6 separate regions of the Homo sapiens genome follow, and regions 1, 2, 3, 4 and 5 are each linked to region 6. The links are chromatin contacts, found by Hi-C or POLR2A ChIA-PET in ENCODE. All regions are on one chromosome and are shown on one strand. The core of a region is the stretch at or near the end of the contact, and the rest is flanking DNA. Distances in the headings are between cores, read along the strand shown.

Region 1 (3,273 bases), core at 761-3,260, 190 kb after region 6:
GTGTCTCTACTAAAAATACAAAAATTAGCCACGTGTGGTGGCAGGTGCCTGTAATCTCTGCTACTCAGGAGGCTGAGGCAGAGAATCACCTGAACCCAGGAGGCGGAGGTTGCAGTGAGCTGAGTGGAGTGCCCACTGCACTCCAGTCTGGGCAACAATGTGACAGGCTCTGTCTCAAAAAAAGAAAAAAAAAAAAAAAGAATTATTTTGTAAGCTAGGTGTTTGTTTAATAACTGAAAACCCAGTAGTTTCACAGAATTACACATTAGAACTACAGATGATAAAAATAGCTTGTTCAGTTCATCTCATTGCTGTTCCCTGCTGTATACCATTTGATGGTTCCCTGCACATCATATGTAGCCATTTCAGCATACATTCCCATGTCTTCCCGTGTGTCTCGTGTTCATATTTTCCTATGTGAATGTTTATATTCTACCTTGGTCTTTTTAGCTGTGGCCATTCATATTTTACCAATTCAATTTTTCTTATGAAATAACCCCTCATTTCTGTCTCTGTTGGCAATTCCTTCTGCTCTGTTTACATCTTTATAGTACGACCAATACTTTAAGCACCATTTTGTGCGTGGTCTAATCAGAATGACTCATAATATAAAGACTTTATTTATGTATTTATTTTTAACTCTTGTATATGTTTCGGGCAATGCTGGATTAAGAAATAAGAATCTGTTCTCTCGTTTTCTTATATCATCTTCAGTTATTACTCTGTCCTTTCCATTGAATTGTTTTTTAAATTCTTTCACTTTAATACTTTAATATTTTTCTAAGTTTTACTTTGGAGTCTACATTTTTAATTGCTGCAAATCTATATTGGTATTGTTTTTCTGTTTTGCCTATTACTAACAACAGTTCTCAATTTATAACTAACTGCAGATTTGCCAGGATGCTGTTGACTTATTTTTCTAGATCGTTAGCAAATATTTTAATTTAGAATTGATCTCAAAACTCTCTTGGTGGCACCTTGTTAGAAGTAGCCAGCCACTGACACAGTCTATTTGTGGAAAGTTTCATTCTATATGATTATTATCTAAGCCAAAATAAGTAGTTTGGCATATAACATCTGATGAGGTTGAGGATCAAATGGATTCAAATTTGGCATGACTTTTTAAACATTCTTCTGCATGGTATTTTATTGGCCCCTAGAAGTTCAAATGCTTTTCTCAAAATCTTCTAAATTTTTACTCAGAATTATCATCACTTAACAAAGTGTATTTACAAGGTATTCACTTCCTATCCTGGTTTGAAAATTTGGTATTTGCTTTCTTTAAATTTTCTGATCTATCCTCAGTTCTCTGAGATTTTTCAGAAATAATTGTAAGTGGCTCAGTAAGTACATTAGCTAGTTCCCTTAATACCTCAGTATTCATGCCAGGTCTGCTGATTTTATATGTGTTTACATTTTTCAAATACCCTTACACCTGCTTTTATAAGTACCCATCTTTTAAGTCTTCATTAATTCATATTTGTCCATCTTATTTGGTGTCAGTTTTTGTTCTTACAAAATAATCCATTTATAAAAATTGTTCAGTCTTGGCAGTGAGTTTAAGGTTGCCATTTATTTTATTTTATTATTTTATGTAAGTCTTTCCAACTTCCTTCTAAATAATGTGCTATATCTTTAATACTTTTTAAATACTTCATATTTGTAAAAAAGAATTTCTTCTTGTATATTCCTTCCTCTAGCATCTTCAGACTTTCCTATATTTAGCTATGCTGCAGAGACCTTTAGAGTGAAAGTGAATTCATTTTTGATTTCTGGAATAAACATGTCATTTTTGAAACCTAGAGTTCTCGGTAAAAGCCTATCAAGTACTTACTTTCTCTTTTGTGGTGTTGTGTTTACATTGTTCCTGGACTTCTCTGGTTGTGGTTTTGGAGTAGGACTCCTATAGCTGTGTTATACTTTTAGATTTCTCAGTTCTCTAGCTGTTATTTTGTGCTGGGTATGTGGGTCCCTGGAGGTTCTCTTTCATTCTGCTCTATCAGGGTGGTGGGTGGGGCAGCAGACTTGCTGGATAGCAGTGAGCAGCCCTGTTGCTTTGACTTTGCATGTTTACTTGTATGATCCCTTCTCAGTGTGTTTGTTTATCCACACATATTTTCGAAAAGGTGCTGGTGATGAACAATTTTCCAACACCACCATTTGTCATTTTAGAGTTGTTATGTTCAGATTAAGTCTAAGGAGTTGGGTAAGAATGAAGCAAAGATTAATTTCTTATGCTTATTATTTCATAGTAATGATGCCTTTTATCATCGTAATAATGAGTCAAATTGAACAAAATGTGGTAGTCGTGCTGAAGAAATTACAAGGTTTTGATAATATTTTACCATGAGAGTGAATTAGTACTTTTTATATTACACTCTGATTTTTAATTTGCATGAATGATTCTTTTCATATCTCAGACATTAGTTTTGGCTTCTCAATAAACAGATTGTATAAGGTATCCTTGGATTTGCACATCATAATAAAAATTGTGTGTGTTTTGCTTCTTTTGTATTTTGTTAGCTTTTCTCTTTGGAATCTGTATTTTTATAAGGGCTGTCATATTTCTGGGTATATATTATATTTTAAAAATATTTTTACCCAGTATATTTATTGAAGTTTTCAGTTAGAATCTTGATTTTTCAGGAGTTAATTTTCAACTAATATTTATTTAATAGGTAAAATAAAAGGAACAAAGTTTAATTGACGTACATTTCAGGATGATTAGTGAATTTGCTTAACCTCCTACCCCTTGCCCTCTTCAAATATGTTACTTTTAACTTTTCCTTACAAAAGGTCTTCTTTTCTTGTTCCTTCATAGCATAATTAGTATGGTGTTTCTCAAATACCTGTGTCTTTTACAGATAACTGGGATGTCAGCATTATGAGCAACTCTTTTGGTAGCCACACAATGGTTTATGACACAGTCTCTTGGTTTTATATAAATATTCCTGCCTTCCTGTCCCCCCATTGCACGTTCTCCTTGTCTCCTTTATCCCTGATTCCTGGAGACCCAAATCGTTACCCCATTTTCCCTCTCTTGGGTGAGTAAAGGACAAATATTACTACTGTTCTCTGTATGTAATAGCACAGTTTTCCTTTTCATCTTCATTTTAATGTGTAAAAGTGAACTATTGCGTGGAAATAGAAATCTTATATTCAAACTTTGAGGATTATGAAATCTATAACTCAGTGTTATTTATCAAAAAATTTAAAAAATGTTCCCTTCTGAAATTTTAGAAAAATTGGTCTTCATCAGATATATCATCTAAG
Region 2 (2,973 bases), core at 161-2,660, 160 kb before region 6:
CAGCCTGGGTGACTAAGAGAGATTCAGTCTCAAAAAAAAAAAAAAAAAAAAAACAAGTTTTCCAGAAGATATGTCTTTATTGGTGTTTATATTTACAGAAAACTTAAAGGGAAATTGAGGTTGATTTTCCTTGTCTTCATGTGACCACAAAAGGATGAAGAGAGGATATCAGGGACCAGCCCCAGATGACTCAGGTAATCTGAGACCAGGCCTGGGATCCACACACAAGACACACACACCCAGATGGAAGCACAATGCCTAGTCTCGCTCTTTCCTCAATCCCGATTTAAACTAATTTGGCAGTTTTATGAGATTAAAGAGGGTGTAGACAGGAAATTGGTAGAGGATGGAAAATCGATTAAGATTAGGGACAACTGTGAGGAGGAAGACAAAGGAGACAGAATCTGAGAGCCCTGAGGCGGACTGAAAACGGGGAGGCGGCTCAAAGAAAAGAGTAAGAGAAATGAGCTTTTCTGGAACGAGGCATTGATAACGCTGAAACATGATTAGCCTTTTGAAATAAATCTTTCGTTTATTTATTTTTTTGAGACAAGCTCTCGTTCTGTCGTCCAGACTGAGGTGCAGTGGCGCCATCCTGGCTCACTGCAACCTCAACTCCCCAGGTTCAAGCGATTCTCCCACCTCAGCCTCCGGAGTAGCTGGGACCACAGGGGCGGGCCAACATGTCCGGCTAATTTTTGTATTTTTTGTACAGACAGGGTTTCACCATGTTGGCCTGGCTGGTCTCAAACTCCAGAGCTCATGTGATCCGCCCACCTCAGCCTACCAAAGTGCTGGGATTACAGGCATGAGCTTCCATGCCGGGTATAAAAGGAAGCTTTTAAATTGTGGAGTATTTCATACATCCATAATAGTAGAGAGAACATTATGAAGAACGTACACATAAAAAGAAACCAATTTCTATCATTTGAATTAACAATCTTTATAACCCCAGCAACTTCTCCTGCCAATGGAGTAAATTCCCAGACATCTTATAATTTCATCTGTATATTTCATCTTATAATTTCATTATTTATTCCCTAAAAGACAATATCTCAATTATCATAGTGTTACTGTAACTTTTAATAAGCTGTTCAGTGGGAATTATAACCATATTTTTCTCCAACCAGTTATAAATAAGATTCAATAAATTAAAACAGCAACTGGAATTCTCTTCTGTTAAGGCGGGGCAGGGAGAGCCCTCAGTCTGGCACAGGTAGGGTTGGGTGGCAGAAGAGCAAAGCAAACAGCTGAGGTTCCTTCAGAATGCAACTTTCTCACAGAACACAAGGCTCTCAAGGGGCTTCAGCACCCCAAGCACTGCAGCGTTTCTCCCAGGAGGCTGGGCGAGTCCGTAGCGGAAGTCGGAGCGGCAGAGCAGTGATTGGGTGCGGCCGGCACCGTCTCTGGGCTTCGACTTCCGGGTGAGACCGTGAAGGTGTGGCGCGACGTTGGAGACCGGGGCAGCGCCATGTACCACAGTGGATGGAAGGATGCGCGGTGCGGCGGGGCAGCTGTCCTCTTCTCCCCGGACCCAGCGCCTGGAGAGCCAGCCCTGCAGGGTGGGCTGGGCGAGCCAAACTGCGTTCCTGGTGCAGGGCTTCGGGTCTCCCTAACAGACCTTATACGCTGACCGGCGGCCGCCATGGCAGTGTCTCTTTGCTCAGACATCCAGGGACGACCACATTCGTCCAACAGCGGTCGCTCCACCAATCCTGGGAGAAGCGAATCGTTTTCTCCGCGTGCCCTGTCAGCCGCTCATGGTGCCCAGAGAGGAATTTTAGTGGCAGCATTCCGGCTGTCACGCCACCGAAATTGCCAGGCCACTCCAAGTCAGAAGGACCACCAGGAAAAGTCAGGAAGAGAACCACCATCAGGTCCCAGCCTCTTTTTGTGACAAGGACTAGAGGGTTTGGGTCTGCAGTGGGCTGGCTCCCGCTGGGCTCACCTGTCCTATAGAGCAGGCTGCCTCAAGGAAGAAGCTCACAGGGGACATCTGACATCTGAAACAGCAAGTGTAAAATGCTTTAAATAAGCCAAAACTAAACCAATCGTTATGTTAACTAAAAATACATGAATGCTACCGAAGATAGTCGAATATTAGAGGAAGAGATTAAACTCTGATTTTGAGCACTTTGTGCTTTATTCGGAAAATGAATAAGATGCAGTTCTGAAAACCTGAAAATATAAAGAATAGGATATGATACGCACACTAGATGAAAACAAAACTTTCAGACCATATTTTCTTATTTAAAGCTCTAATAAGTGAGATAGCAGAGTAAACTATTCACTCAAATAATTAGTAACTGATATAAGGGTATGTATCAATAACAGGTATTAAGACAAAAACTTTATGAGCTTTTCCATTTTAACAAGGGATGATGATTCTAGACTTCTGCCACAACATTATGGTCGACAAAACATTCTTAATTCATTTTACATAGATCTGACTCTAGATTCTGAAACAGCAAGTCATAATCTTGTATCTCTAAAGATAGAATACAGTGCGATTTGGAAAGACACCACAAAAACTCATGATCCAAAAAAGATTAAGGCTGTTATTACCAGGAGGAAGAGAAAGAGGACAAAATCAAACTGGATAGATATAATAGAGTTGTTTGTTAGAATTGTCTTCCCAGGAGATGGAAAAAGACGCCATCACAATAGGATTCATGCTTTAGTTTTCAGCTATAGAAATGTAATAACTTTGCCAAAGTAATTACACTACATAGAGTGGCAATCGTTCTATTAAAAGTAAGACCCAGTAATGTTAGGATTTGTTCTGGACAATGAAGGGGATGAGGTTTAATCTTATGACTTGAATGCCAGGTCTGAAATCTTTTCTTCAAGTGATATTTTTATGAAACTACTTAGGCTGTGTTTCACACTGGGTATGATTTCTAACCTCTTATAACCTGTACAGTAATAGATTATGAAGGATGAATTATTTGAAAGCTATTTTGTATTATTTAG
Region 3 (3,225 bases), core at 613-3,112, 140 kb before region 6:
TGACACCCGTAAAGGGTCTGTGCTGAGGTGAATTAGTAAAAGAGGAAAGCCTCTTGCAGTTGAGATGGAGGAAGGCCACGGTCTGCTGCCTGCCCCTGGGAACTGAATGTCTTGGTATAAAACCTGATTGTACCTTTGTTCAATTCTGAAATAGGAGAAAAACCGCCCTATGGTGGGAGGCGAGACATGTTTGCAGTAATGCTGACTTGTTATTCTTTACTCCGCTGAGATGTTTGGGTGGAGAGAAACATAAATCTGGCTTACGTGCACGTCCAGTCATAGTACTTTCCCTTGAACTTAATTATGACATAGATTCTATTGCTCACATGTTTGTTGCTGACCTTCTCCTTATTATAACCCTGCTCTCCTACTACATTCCTTTTTGCTGAAATAATGAAAATAATAATCAATAAAAACTGAGGGAACTCAGAGGCCGGTGCCGGTGCAGGTCCTTGGTATGCTGAGCGCCGGTCCCCTGGGCCCACTGTTGTTTCTCTATACTTTGTCTCTGTCTTATTTCTTTTCTCAGTCTCTCGTCCCACCCGACTAGAAATACCCACAGGTGTGGAGGGGCAGGCCACCCCTTCATAAAGGACACAAGAGGACTCACTCCAGGTATCATTGTGCCCTCCTTTCCCCAAGCATACACCCAAAGCAGTCTTCTCTACTATTTAAAATCAGGACATTAAGTGAACAGAACAGCTCTGTAGGCACAGTCACCACCCTAGTTTAAACCACTTATGTCTCTCTCCTAGATACACAATGGTGCCTCCAATTTCTGAAGTCTGTAGCTAAACTGACCTTTTCAAATACAAACAGAATCCTTTCATATTTCAACTGAAAACATTCCACTGGTCCTTTATTACTTTATGGAAGCAATTCTCAAATCTTACCTTGCATTATAATCACCTGGAGGTCTTGGTAAAAGATTGCCTGGGCCACATCCCCAGTTTCTGACTCAGTAGGGCTGGTTTTTTCCTAAGTTCCCAGATGATGCTGCTGGCCTGCGGACTGTACTTTGTGAACCTATGCTTTAAGGAAAACAAAGCAAAAAGATCCATTAAGATCTAGTCCAAGTTTTTTGCCTAGCTCCCATCATGTCACATATCACAGTTATGTGATTTTACAGCTACTCTGCAATTCTTTACCTAACTGTAAAAACCCCTCACCAGGCAGCAAGCTTCTTGGTGGCAATACGTCTCTAGCTTGTTTGAGGAATAAATAAAACCTGTGGTAGATTCCAAGCTCTCAGTTTCAACCATCATCATACTGGCTGATTCTTAACATGCCTGCACCTAAAGCGCCTCATCTACAAAGTTGAAATGATAATTCGTACCTGTAAGACCCTTGTGAGGATTACAGGATGCTTACATAGGTCGAGGGTGCAGACGACGTAGGCTGGTGGGTTCTCAACTGGCAGCTACCACTTCGCTCCCTTAACTCCCCAACCCCCACTCCCAAACACGTACATTAACTCTTTGAAGATAACATAGCCACTTCATAAACCCTAATTCAGATCATAACATTTAAAGCTTAATTGATACAGGCTCAACACCCCCATTCTAACTCTACAATCCTGAATTTTTCACAAGAGCTACGCCAGACACTAAGGAGATCCAGTCGTGGGCAGGCAGCGACCCGGAGGTTTAGGCACAGAGAATGTTCAAGAAGCCCCTGTCCAGTTAAGCCTCCTGGCGAGGCCCTTCTGGGCCTTTCCTGCGGCCTTCCCAGCTCACCTGGAGCAGACGGATCAGCAAATCCGGCCAAAGAATACTCAGGACCCACCGAGCCCCCGCGAGGAAGGACTCATACCCCAACCCCACCAAGTGGGCTGCTTCCTGCCTGGGGCTCAGCCTGCGCGGTGGTTGGCAGTTGCCCCGGAAGTGGGCGGGAAGGACCTGCGCATGCTCTGTGACCCTGGGTGCAGGGATTGTGTGAAGATTGAGAGCTGGGGGCGCCCTCTTCCGTGATCAGGGCCCCGTTGGCCCCAACTGGCATTTAATTCCCCTGGCTGTCTTTTCGGATTCTTATCACTTTTTATGTATATGAGTAAACTTGAGGGTCCAAGTAAGTCTGCAAGTTGGTTTTAAAAGCTTCACCAGCACAGCGTCCCCTCCCAGATGGTGAGGGAGTGGAGAGCTTTGCAGGGTCAACTGCTTCCCGTAGCCTGGGGTCGCAGGGTGGAGTCGTTGAGCACTCCCTATGCTTGAAAGAGGAATAGAAGCCCCTTTGGATTAGTTTGCATCTCAGTGGGTGAGTGGGTGGATCTCTCCCACCCTGTGGGATTGTGCCCTACCCTATGAACTCAGGTTTACCTGAGGAAGTGACATTTCAGGCGGAATTTGAGGGATGAAGAGGCATTCGTTGGATCAATTCCACGGTCAAAGTCTTCAAGGCTGGAAGAAGAGCCAATGTGGAGCCTCTCAACTTTAAAGAATTTAGTACAGGCCGGGCATAGTGGCTCACACCTGTAATCCAAGCACTTTCAGAGGCAGAGGTGGGAGGATCGCTTGAGGCCAGGAGTTCAGGACAAGCCTAGGTAACATTGCCAGACCCTGCGTCTACAAAATATTTTAGAAATGATTTTTTTTTCTTTTAATAAGAGACGGAATCTCTCTTTCGCCCAGGCTGGAGTGCAGTGGCGCGATCTTGGCTCTCTGCAACCTCTGCCTCCCAGTTTCAAGCAATTCTCCTGCCTCTGTCTCCCGAGTAGCTGGGTCTATAGGCGCACGCCGCCACGCCTGGCTAATTTTTTGTTGTTGTATTTTTAGTAGAGACGGGGTTTCATCGTGTTGCCCAGGCTGGATTCGAACTCCTGAGATCAGGCAATCCGCCCGCCTCGGCCTCCCAAAAGTGCCAGGATTACAGGCGTGAGCCACCTCACCCAGCCAGAAATGATAATTTTATTTTTATTTTTATTTTTTTTTTGAGACGGAGTCTCGCTCTGTGGCCCAGGCTGGAGTGCAGTTGCGTGATCTCGGCTCACTGCAAGCTCCGCCTCCCGGGTTCACGCCATTCTCCTGCCTCAGCCTCCAGAGTAGCTGGGACTACAGGTGCCTGCCACCACGCCCAGCTAATTTTTTGTATTTTTAGTGGAGACGGGGTTTCACCGTGTTAGCCAGGATGGTGTCGATTTCCTGACCTCGTGATCCGCCCGCCTCGGCCTCCCAAAGTGCTAGGAGTACAGGCGTGAGCCACCGCGCCCTGCCTAGAGATGATAATTTT
Region 4 (2,935 bases), core at 411-2,910, 140 kb after region 6:
AATGGATATGTGTCTCCTCTGACTAGAGACGGGATGGGATCCAGATCCAGATCCAGTGCTGCAAGCTGTAGGAGTGAAGGATGCAAGGGCAGGAGCCAAGCTGTCATTAAAAAAGCCAGTAGAACACTTTCTTTACTCTGTCCACTATGTGTTAAAAATACTTGGTGTGGAAGTGTTCAGTAGTTCGTTCTGTTTGTGTCAACATTGTTTTATTATTTAAGTTTCCTGAGATCAGAGGAGCTTGTTGTCCATTAAGTTGTTCTAATATGATGATAGGTTAAAGCTGTGTGCCAAGTCCATTTAATTTTATAATAGGATTGTTTGTTATAGCAAATACTTTAGAAATGTTAGTTATTTTTAAAGCCATTATTAGTCTTTATTATTACTGATTATAACATTTCATCATGTGGATTTATCATATTTTACTTAATTGTTGCCATATTGTTAGATCTTTAGTTGGTTCTGGTTTTTTTTCTACTAAGTAATGCTAAAGTAAAAGTCATTTACGTATCTTATTCCATTTTTTGGACTTTTTTCTCAAGGTAGATTTTCAGAAACATAATTTTAGGGTCAAATGTTTTAAACGTTTATATTTTTTGGTATCTATTGATCAATGTTCCTTATTTGTTTTCTAAGACAGTTGATTAGTTTACAGTGACAGCAAAGATATGCTAAGGGCCAAGGCTTACTGTACTTTAGTTTGAATATATATTGTCTGGAAACATTTTGTTGTTTGAATTGGGAGGTGCTAGAAAGAAAAGTAAAAACATTTTGTATTGTAGTTATAAAATGCACTCTCATGGTTCTATATTCGCTTGATAACTAATGAGGCATCAAATACATTTATCATTTTTGTATGCTATGTTTCTTCTTTTGCAAATTTTCCCTGATTACATCTTTTATGTTGAGAATATTTGATCAAAAAAGGAAGCTACCTATATTGTGAATGATCTGGGATAAAACATCATCTTATGCGGGAGAGAGTAAATCTTGGTGTTCAATTCTCATGAGGTAGAATGTTCAATCCAAGAAAAAAAGCGCTGAGTCAGAGCTGATGTGCTACATGGTCATTGCCATGCATTGTGTTAAATCGTTGACTGACATTTAATTTTTCAATAACCCTGAAAGGTAGGTGGTGTCTTCATTATCCATTTGAGCCACTCTCAAATAAGTTGGACTTTTAAGAGAAACCTTGGGTTAAAAGTAGTAGAAGTAGCAACTGGAAAAAGGATAGTGTAGGAGAGATGGCTTTCAGTCTGCCTGAGGCTGCTTTGCCCCCAAATTTCTCCTCTCCATACTACCTTTGCTTTTCTACTTCATTAATTATAACATTGGAAATGCCACCAATTGCAGTTGTATTCTGCTTAAGAGTCAACCTCTCTTAAAATGTTAAAAACCCCTAGAAGGGATTTATTCTGGAAGATCTTGTGTTATTAGCCATTAATATGAGCTAATCAGACAGTTTTTTTGTGGGGAGGGGGAGGTTGTTTTTGTTTTTTTTAAACTCTGTGGGACATACCTATTCCTAGGGGTGGAGTGTTGGGAGGAGGCAGGCGAGGTTGCATGTGGGGTACAGGAAAGGAGGAGGAAGAAAGTTTCCTTCCTCTTTCTGGGATGTAGGGGGCTGGCCCGGTGCAGAGTTTTGACATAGGAAATGTTTGTCCTTGGCACTCTGCCATCTCCTTATTCATACTTCTACATCTCAAAACCCTACTCCTTGGCCGCAAAACCCAGCCCTCTGCTATGTGCATCCAACCATGACTCTCCACCCAGATCTGCCTTTCTTGTCACTAAGCGTTTCATCTTCTAAACACATCACCCTTGCCTACCTTCTCCCCACACTCCTCCCCAAGCTCCACCTTGCAGGATAGCTATGGCTAGCTGAGTCAAAAACAACAGCAACAACAAAAGCTGTCTTTTCATGCTTGCATGTTTTCTTAGATATTTAGAAGTTATATATATGTGGAGCAATCGGACCCTTTGGTAGTCTCTTCCTAATAAGCAAACTGCTAATGGCTCAGGATTTAAAAGACATACTACATAAATTATTTCCCCCTATGGAATAAATATGCAAGCTGAAAATAAACTACAGATCCTAATAGCCAAGCAGAAGGAGTATACTTGTCTAAGCGAAACATCTTCTATGTAATTTGGCTTGTCAAACAATGTGAAGTAGGATGAAAGCATCTTTACAATGTGCAGCTGGTGTGAGAGTGTCACACAGATGCTAATTGTTTGGCTTGGGTGTCTTCCATTTCTCATGCTCTACAGTGTCTTCTCTGATCAGTGGTGGCTTCTCCCCTCCGTTTCTTTGTTTATTGCAGAAAGCATCTCCACGGTAAAAAATGTGCAGCCTTTTATTTGTCTCCATTGGTTGGAAATCAACATGTACAAATAAAAAAGCTTTTTTTTCCCCGTTTTTCAAAATGACAACATTTTAAGTTAGATTTATTTAATCAGGTGCTATGTCCTTCTACTTCATGTTTCTCCAAACACTTAAAACTGTTGCTGTTCACCGAACAGGAAGAGTAACGTGTAGAGCCTGGTTACTGTTCTACAAAACACTGGCTTGATGATCAAAGGCCTTTCAGACTCCAAAGGCCTTTCAACACGCCAAAGTGAGGCAATCTCTAGTGAGTGGTGGGTAATATTTCCCGGAGAAGCCACAGTCCATATATAGCTCCCCTTAACCCTTGTTATATTTGCTAGCATTGTAGAGATCCAGAAAGAAATTTCTTTACTTGCTTCTCCCTGACTTTCTTTTAAATAATATTTGACCATTTAAATGGTACATAGAAAATGCACCACTTAACAAATACATAAAATTTAACAAATATGTAAAAATAAATAGGAAATGTTCATATCACACCTAACCAGAGATAAAACATATTAACAATTGTGGTATAGCCCTCTAATACTGTTTGTTGTTATGTAC
Region 5 (3,268 bases), core at 38-2,537, 240 kb before region 6:
AGGACCCTTTAACACTATGCTTGCAGTCCCCAAACAGGTCAATATATTCTCAAGACTTCAATAAAGTGAATTTAAGAATTTTTGTATGCCATCGCCTATTATAAACTTCATGCCTAACTAGACAGGCAGGGAAATTTACAGATTGACTTATAAAATCAAGACAAATTGTGCATTAAATTCAAACCTCAGGAAGCCCCAAGGTTATGTACCAACTACCTGAGTCTAAAGAAGCCAAATACAACAAAATTCCTAATGGTTCAAAACAAATTACACATGCTTTAGAGCTAGTACTTTGGCTGTACTTGTGTTTCAAGGCATACCTATACTATTCTTTTGGCATTTTGCATTTTACCTAAAATATGTTCGATATGGATGTTATAAATGGAATTTATTATACTTACATAATAAGTATAGTCATTTCCATTTATAACAGCTGTATCTGATATATAAGGGAGCACTTGAAACAAAAAGAGATCTTGGTGCATGTGTGTAAAAGACAAGGCTAGACTGTTTTTGTGTTTTCTGAATTCACTGGGAGATGAACTAAGACTTGTTTTCTCCATCTCCAATTTCTGTGACTGTGGTATGTTAGCCTGGTATTCCACCACATATAAATTTTTAACCGAACACAGATTTCATGAGTTTGTGGCTTGCCTGAACTTCCTTTTTTAAAATCCTGGACATTTGCAGATGAAAATAATCTGTTACTTTTAAAACTGCACTTTACAAAATATTAATATAAATGTATATGTTTTGCAGATTTATTTCAAAACATTCTAAATTCCAAAAATCTTTACTGTTACAAACCCAGTGAATTAGGCAATTTGGAGAGTTCGTGTAAACAGGCACTACTTTGCAGTAAGTTTGGTAAAGATAAAGCATTTCAGCACATGTTCTGCCACAAAGCATTTGGGACTCTTATGTTAGAGCTTCAGAATTCCTTCTGAAAAAGACAAAAGAGAGACTTCCTGTCATTTCCACTGGTTTCTGCATGTGGGACCAATATGGGCAAAGTTTAAACAGATGCAAATGGTAAGGGGAGGAGGCAGTGTCACGTCTTGTTTTACGTATTTCTTCATATCCAGATTGAATTTAAGTCATTCTCTTCTTGGAGCTTTTGGAGTACACTTCCACTAAAGTTATAGCATGCTTGAATGGTTTATTTCACCAATATTTGCTTATGGAAATAAAGGGGAGTGGCCGAGGAGAAAGGAGAAGAGGAGTGGAGGAGGGGTTTGAGGCTGAGGGAGGCTCTGACCACAGCACAGAGCACCGGCAACTTTGTCTAATGTGATCATTAACCTTCCTGCAAAACACAGCTGGCAGTTCTCTGAGGTTTGTCACTAGAATGTGAAGACAGCCACACAGATATTGCACAGACTATTTACAGATCGTTTGGTTTACATTGAGAGTCATTGCTCTACTTTTGTGCGGTAGGAAAATGAGATTTCAGCAATTCCTTTTTGCATTTTTTATTTTTATTATGAGTCTTCTCCTTATCAGCGGACAGAGACCAGGTAGGCCTTTGATACATTTGTACAAGTAACTTGTTTTGCCTGTTTGCATCCCTGGGTCTCTGAGCATGATTGTGTTTATCTGAAAACCACTTAGGTGTGCTTGCAGTTAGTAGTATTGGGGATAAATGTGTAGGATTTTGAAAGTATGCTATCTATCCTGTTGGGTCTATTATTTCAATATTTTAAAAACATCTGGACTTTGAAATGATAAGTATTTTACCACTATTTTTCCTAAATGCCAAGAAAATAGATCTCTAAGCTATTGCAGATTATGTTGTCTTTACAAGTAAAATGAAACAGAAGTGTTCGTCTATTCATTATAAAGGTAAATAAATGTATAGATTTTTAGGTAAAATGCAAACTCCAAAGCAGTTTATTTAAAAAGTATGTTGCTGCCCAGAGTAGGGGCTGAATTAACATACAAAAAGCATAATGCAACAAAATGCAGATTAAATCTTAAAACAGGTCAATAGCTGTCATTTCTAATTATGTAACTAGGCATGTCACTTAAAACAAATAAGTGCAGTTTTTATTATTATGCTTATACAGCTAAAAAGCATCAAAAATATGTATGATAAAGATACATAATATTAATTTACTTGACATGTTTTCAAAGATGATATCAAGTATATTGTACTTAACCAACAGAAATTTAGTACACAAAAGTATTCTAATGTACTTTTACTTCAAAACCAAACAGCTAAGATTTCAAAGAACCAGTAAGTTTGAAAAAAAAAAGAAAGAAAAGAGAGAAAAGAAGAGAGAAAGAAAGAAAGAAAGAAACAGAAAAAAGAAAGAAAGAAAGAAAGAAAGAAATTAGAAAGTTAAAGTTTTCTGAACCACAAACCCAACTTTAAATAAAAAGGTGGTAATATTTACATCCAAATATGTTAAATTATTCACTTGATAATATACTTCTTCAGTTAGAACAGAAAACGATGCATCACTTGTTAAAAATTCAGACTTTGCTTTTTAGTGAATTAGAAGTTTGATCACTGTGAGTTTATTTCGAATGATGTCCCCTGGTCTGTGCTTTTACATAAGTAAGAAAAAAGTTCCAATTCAGCAACTCTGAGAAAGCAGCTTGATCCCTTCTCATTGTTTACAGCAGTCACTATTCAAACCATTTATACTTTTCAGAAATACACAGTAGCTTTGACAATGTTCTTACAAAATATTTGTGATTAATTTACTACATAAAATAAAAGGTCTAGGAGCATTTAGGAAAAAATCATTCAAAAGGAGGAGGATATTACTATTAAGATGTTGCTATGTTGCTCAACGATGGAGTTAAAAAAATAGGAGTAAAAGAAGATCTTGCTATTAACATTAACTGTTAGGAACACCCCTTGTGTATATGCATCACATTGGTTTTTAATTTTATAATCACATTTGAACAAATGGCAAATAACCACAATCTAGTTTGGCTCCAAAATATGTTTGCATTGTCTAGATTAAACAACAATTAAGCCTCTGAAAAATGCTCCTAATACTTCTCTCTTTTTCCTTCAGTTAATTTGACCATGAGAAGAAAACTGCGCAAACACAATTGCCTTCAGAGGAGATGTATGCCTCTCCATTCACGAGTACCCTTTCCCTGAGGTATTTCTGACAGAAAATAGATTCGCTACATTTAGGCAGTGTTCCAAATTAGATATACCAGGAAATGTTTCTTCACAGTTTGTAATATGTGATAATGGCTTATGGCAATGTCAAGACTTAAGAGATGCATACCAATAAATGAAAGAGTT
Region 6 (3,207 bases), core at 1-2,500:
ATTTTGCTTTAAATATATATGAGTCTCAAATCTACTTACAGGTCTTACAGTTAATTTTCCATTTTCTCAACTGGAAAAAATAGAAAATTTTAGTTTCATTAGAAATTGTTTGGTCTTTATTTCATCAAGATTATTTAACTGGTTACTGCACAAGAATCTAAGCTACCGTAATGCTGGAACTGTTTCATGTTTCTCTTCCTTTTCCTGATGCAGTTCATTCAGTGATAGGATCACAGTAATATTCCTACTAATTTATTAACCCAAATTAGTGCTTTACAGTAACTGTCAACTTTGCATTTCTCAAGAGCAAAAATTTTATTACTTGCCAGTGGAAAATCCAGTTAACTCTCAGCATACATACATGTTTCTCCTAAAAACACCTTACGATACTGAAGCAAAGAAATAAGATTTTTGTAATTATGCTACCATTCTGTACTATACACGCTGTAAACTAGGCCACTGGTTTTTTGTTTTTTTGTTTTTGTTTTTGTTTTGGTAATCTGGTTTGAATCTATCAAAGATTTAAAAACCTTTGTATTCCTACCATGCTAGATTCAAAACAACACATGACACTTTTTCTCTCGTGTGGGTTTCCAGGCCATGATAGCGACAGGTCTGCGGGACGCTGGCGCCCGGCCCGAGCGTCGTTGTCACTCCAAGTCCACAGCCTCTAGAGCCAAGGCAAGGGACCTCACCAGGAAGGGAGATTCGCCCCCTGTGCCCCTGGGACGTCCGAGCGGAACCCATCGGCCCGGCTCCCGGAGACTCGCGGGGAGGAAGGGCTGTCAGGCCAGGCGCGCATCACGTGAAGCTGCCAGTTCCGGGATCAAAGACGTACCCCGCACGTGGGCTGGGCGCCAGCCTGGGACCCCCGGGGGCCGCGCGCCCACCGCCCAGGAGCCCACCCCAGCCTCCACTGGGAAAATTAGCCCGGAGCCAACGTGTCGCGGATCCCACAGCCGCCTGGAGCCCTCCCAAAGCCCCGCGCCCAGGCCTCCCCGGGCACAGGCGGCGCCCCCTTCGGCCGCGGCCGCAGTCGCCAAGGGTGGCTTCCCTCTCTGAGTCTCCGCCCCGTGCGCCCCGGCACAAGAAAAAGCGGATTCCGGGGCCAACCGCCCGCCGCCTCCGTGCACTCACGTCCTCCATCCTGCCCCCCGCCGCCATTTCCCGACGCCGGAGGCCGAAGCCCTGGCCAGCCCGGCCTCTCCACCTGGACCTGTAAGCCTCTGGCCGCGAAACTCGCCACCTTCTGGGACCTGCCAGGCCCCTCCCCAGACACACCCCCTCCTGCGTCCGCCCCGCCTCCGGCTGGCCCGATCCCCGCCCCCTTAGCTCCGATTGGCTGAGATGGTGGGAGGGGTGTGCCGGCCCAGAAGACCTGGACTGTGGGCGGTGGCTACCGCCTGAACCACCTCGGTTCCTGGGGCTTCTGGCCGCAGCCCCTCGGTGCGCTCTTACCCAGAGACTTGAGCATTTAAGGATGCCTTCCTAGTCCAAGAATTTAACTATTTTCGGGCTCCACTTGCATATTTTAAGAACATTAACTTTTTTCGGTCTTGCCTGGTTGTTTGCAGACACAGCTCTACGCCTAGGTAGAACCAGCGGTAAAATCCTACTCCGCCAGCAGAGGGACAGGAGCAGAATAAAGATTCCAATTTCCATGACATATTTACAGATTTCTCCAATGGGAAACAAAGCAGTTCGGAATGCTTACGGCGTTCGTTTATTAAGACAGAGTCTCGCTCTGTCGCCCACGCTGGAGTGCCCTAGCACGACCTCGGCTCACTGCAGCCTCGAATTCTTGGCCTCCTGGCCAGTTCTCCCACCTCAGCCTCTCAAAGTACTGAGATTACAGGCGTGAGCCACTGGGCCCTTGTTTCTTTTAAAATTGAATTTCAAAAAGAGAAAAAACTTCAATGACATTTTCTAAAAAGCTCATGATTGTAAAAATGTAAGCAAACAAGGAAAGAAATTTTCTGTTACCAGCTCCCGGAGAGAACTTTGATATCAGTTAGAATATATACACTCATACATTTTTTTGGTGGGGCGGCGGAGACGGAGTCTCGCTCTGTCGCCCAGGCTGGAATGCAGTGGTGCAATCTCGGCTCCCAGGTTCAAGCCATTCTCCTGCCTCAGCCCCCTGAGTAGCTAGGATTACAGGCGCGTGCCACCAAGCCTGGCTATTTTTGTATTTTAGTAGAGACAGGGTTTAGCCATGTTGGTCAGGCTGGTCTGGAACTCCTGAGGTCAGGTGACTCGCCCGCCTCGGCCTCCCAAAGTGCTGGGATTACAAGTTTAGCCACCGCGTCTTGCCCACTTTCATACATTCTAATGCTTATTTGTACATTGAGTATAGTGTGATCCAGTTTAGGATGTGTGAGATAAAACTACGCAAATGTTAGTGAAGGAAGAGATGGTGTAAGACTCCACGTGATCTTCTTTTTTCTTTTTCTTTTTTTTCTCGTAGAGACAAGGTCTCACTATGTTGCCCAGGCTGGTCTCATAATCCTGAGATTCTATGAATTATTTATCACAAGCCTTTTCTAGACGTGCAAATTTTCTTCTCTGCATTTTATTTTGAAAATTTTCAAGCCTACAGAAATGTTGAAAGATTAATACAATGAACATCCATGTACCCCTCACACTTGATTCATTAGTTGTTCATTTTTTGTCTTGGTTGCTCTGTGTGTGGGTGTGTGTGTTCACATACTTTTTTTTTTTTTTTTTTTTTTGAGATGGAGTCCCGCTCTGTCGCCAGGCTGGATGGAGTGCAGTGGCGCGATCTCGGCTCACTGCAAGCTCCGCGTCCCGGGTTCACGCCATTCTCCTGCCTCAGGCTCCCCAGGGTCTGGGACTACAGGCGCCCGCCACCACACCCAGCTAATTTTTGTATTTTTAGTAGAGACGGGGTTTCACTGTGTTAGCCAGGATGGTCTCGATCTCCTGACCTTGTGATCCGCCTGCCTTGGCCTCCCAAAGTGCTGGGATTACAGGTGTGAGCCACCGTGCCTGGCCATTTTTTAACTGAACTACTTGAAAGTAAATTGAAGACAATATGAAGCTTCATTCCTAGATACTTTGTTGCCTAAAATAAGGATATTTTATATTTTCTTTCATAACCACAATATCAATATTACACACAACTAATAGTAATTCCATGTTTACTAATAACCAATCTATGGCAAAAATTTTCTAAGTTGTTTCCAA

What was found. Hi-C counts contacts between places; a loop is a spot of excess contacts on that map. ChIA-PET counts read pairs that join two places held with the same protein, here RNA polymerase II (POLR2A). Pooled maps may share reads with other maps.
Region 1: a loop to region 6 is called in a pooled map, with 4 times the contacts of the local background. The contact joins the enhancer-like site here to the promoter of TMEM192 in region 6. A Hi-C loop is called at or near these places in 1 of 168 maps with a recorded cell type or tissue (gastrocnemius medialis), 1 of 37 single-sample maps with no recorded cell type and 8 of 50 pooled maps. POLR2A ChIA-PET finds 5 or more read pairs at or near these places in 7 of 52 experiments (BJ, Caco-2, GM12878 and 4 more).
Region 2: a map of B cell shows a loop between it and region 6 (11-fold over the local background). The contact joins the promoter of FAM218A here to the promoter of TMEM192 in region 6. A Hi-C loop is called at or near these places in 8 of 168 maps with a recorded cell type or tissue (B cell, CD4-positive, alpha-beta T cell, CD4-positive, alpha-beta memory T cell and 4 more), 15 of 37 single-sample maps with no recorded cell type and 21 of 50 pooled maps. POLR2A ChIA-PET finds 5 or more read pairs at or near these places in 3 of 52 experiments (MCF 10A, activated T-cell and activated naive CD4-positive, alpha-beta T cell).
Region 3: a map of OCI-LY7 shows a loop between it and region 6 (3-fold over the local background). The contact joins the promoter of TRIM61 here to the promoter of TMEM192 in region 6. A Hi-C loop is called at or near these places in 1 of 168 maps with a recorded cell type or tissue (OCI-LY7), 3 of 37 single-sample maps with no recorded cell type and 10 of 50 pooled maps. POLR2A ChIA-PET finds 5 or more read pairs at or near these places in 4 of 52 experiments (AG04449, OCI-LY7, activated T-cell and 1 more).
Region 4: a map of naive thymus-derived CD4-positive, alpha-beta T cell shows a loop between it and region 6 (2.4-fold over the local background). The contact joins the enhancer-like site here to the promoter of TMEM192 in region 6. A Hi-C loop is called at or near these places in 2 of 168 maps with a recorded cell type or tissue (both naive thymus-derived CD4-positive, alpha-beta T cell) and 8 of 50 pooled maps. POLR2A ChIA-PET finds 5 or more read pairs at or near these places in 5 of 52 experiments (GM10248, MCF 10A, activated T-cell and 2 more).
Region 5: a loop to region 6 is called in a map of Caco-2, with 3 times the contacts of the local background. The contact joins the promoter of APELA here to the promoter of TMEM192 in region 6. A Hi-C loop is called at or near these places in 1 of 168 maps with a recorded cell type or tissue (Caco-2), 7 of 37 single-sample maps with no recorded cell type and 5 of 50 pooled maps. POLR2A ChIA-PET finds 5 or more read pairs at or near these places in 2 of 52 experiments (Caco-2 and activated CD4-positive, alpha-beta T cell).

The regions. Positions count from the first base shown.
Region 1 is chr4:165,300,116-165,303,388 of GRCh38, forward strand. The region is part of intron 8 of KLHL2 (kelch like family member 2); the gene reads left to right. Among named protein-coding and RNA genes, the nearest start is that of GK3, 22 kb to the left of the region's middle. Within about 2 kb of position 2,011, at least 2 of the 41 ENCODE cell types and tissues checked have a DNase peak (open chromatin) inside an H3K27ac peak, as active enhancers do; they include GM12878, where a contact is called at or near this core.
Region 2 is chr4:164,955,538-164,958,510 of GRCh38, forward strand. FAM218A (family with sequence similarity 218 member A) reads left to right here and starts at 1,411. Exons shown (of 1, transcript NR_160935.1): 1 at 1,411-2,973. It also overlaps a transcript of TRIM61 not described here. RefSeq lists enhancers at 1,161-1,210, 1,511-1,670.
Region 3 is chr4:164,975,795-164,979,019 of GRCh38, forward strand. TRIM61 (tripartite motif containing 61) reads right to left here and starts at 1,863. Exons shown (of 3, transcript NM_001414904.1): 1 at 1,737-1,863; 2 at 894-1,031. RefSeq lists enhancers at 1,972-2,051, 2,082-2,141.
Region 4 is chr4:165,253,916-165,256,850 of GRCh38, forward strand. The region is part of intron 4 of KLHL2 (kelch like family member 2); the gene reads left to right. Among named protein-coding and RNA genes, the nearest start is that of GK3, 24 kb to the right of the region's middle. Within about 2 kb of position 1,661, at least 6 of the 41 ENCODE cell types and tissues checked have a DNase peak (open chromatin) inside an H3K27ac peak, as active enhancers do.
Region 5 is chr4:164,875,891-164,879,158 of GRCh38, forward strand. It overlaps APELA (apelin receptor early endogenous ligand), which reads left to right and starts at 1,288. Exons shown (of 3, transcript NM_001297550.2): 1 at 1,288-1,517; 2 at 3,030-3,119. The coding sequence starts at 1,442. The coding sequence ends at 3,118.
Region 6 is chr4:165,111,610-165,114,816 of GRCh38, forward strand. It overlaps TMEM192 (transmembrane protein 192), which reads right to left and starts at 1,251. Exons shown (of 6, transcript NM_001100389.2): 1 at 1,138-1,251. The coding sequence starts at 1,164. RefSeq lists enhancers at 527-766, 1,547-1,606 and silencers at 797-1,056, 1,225-1,423.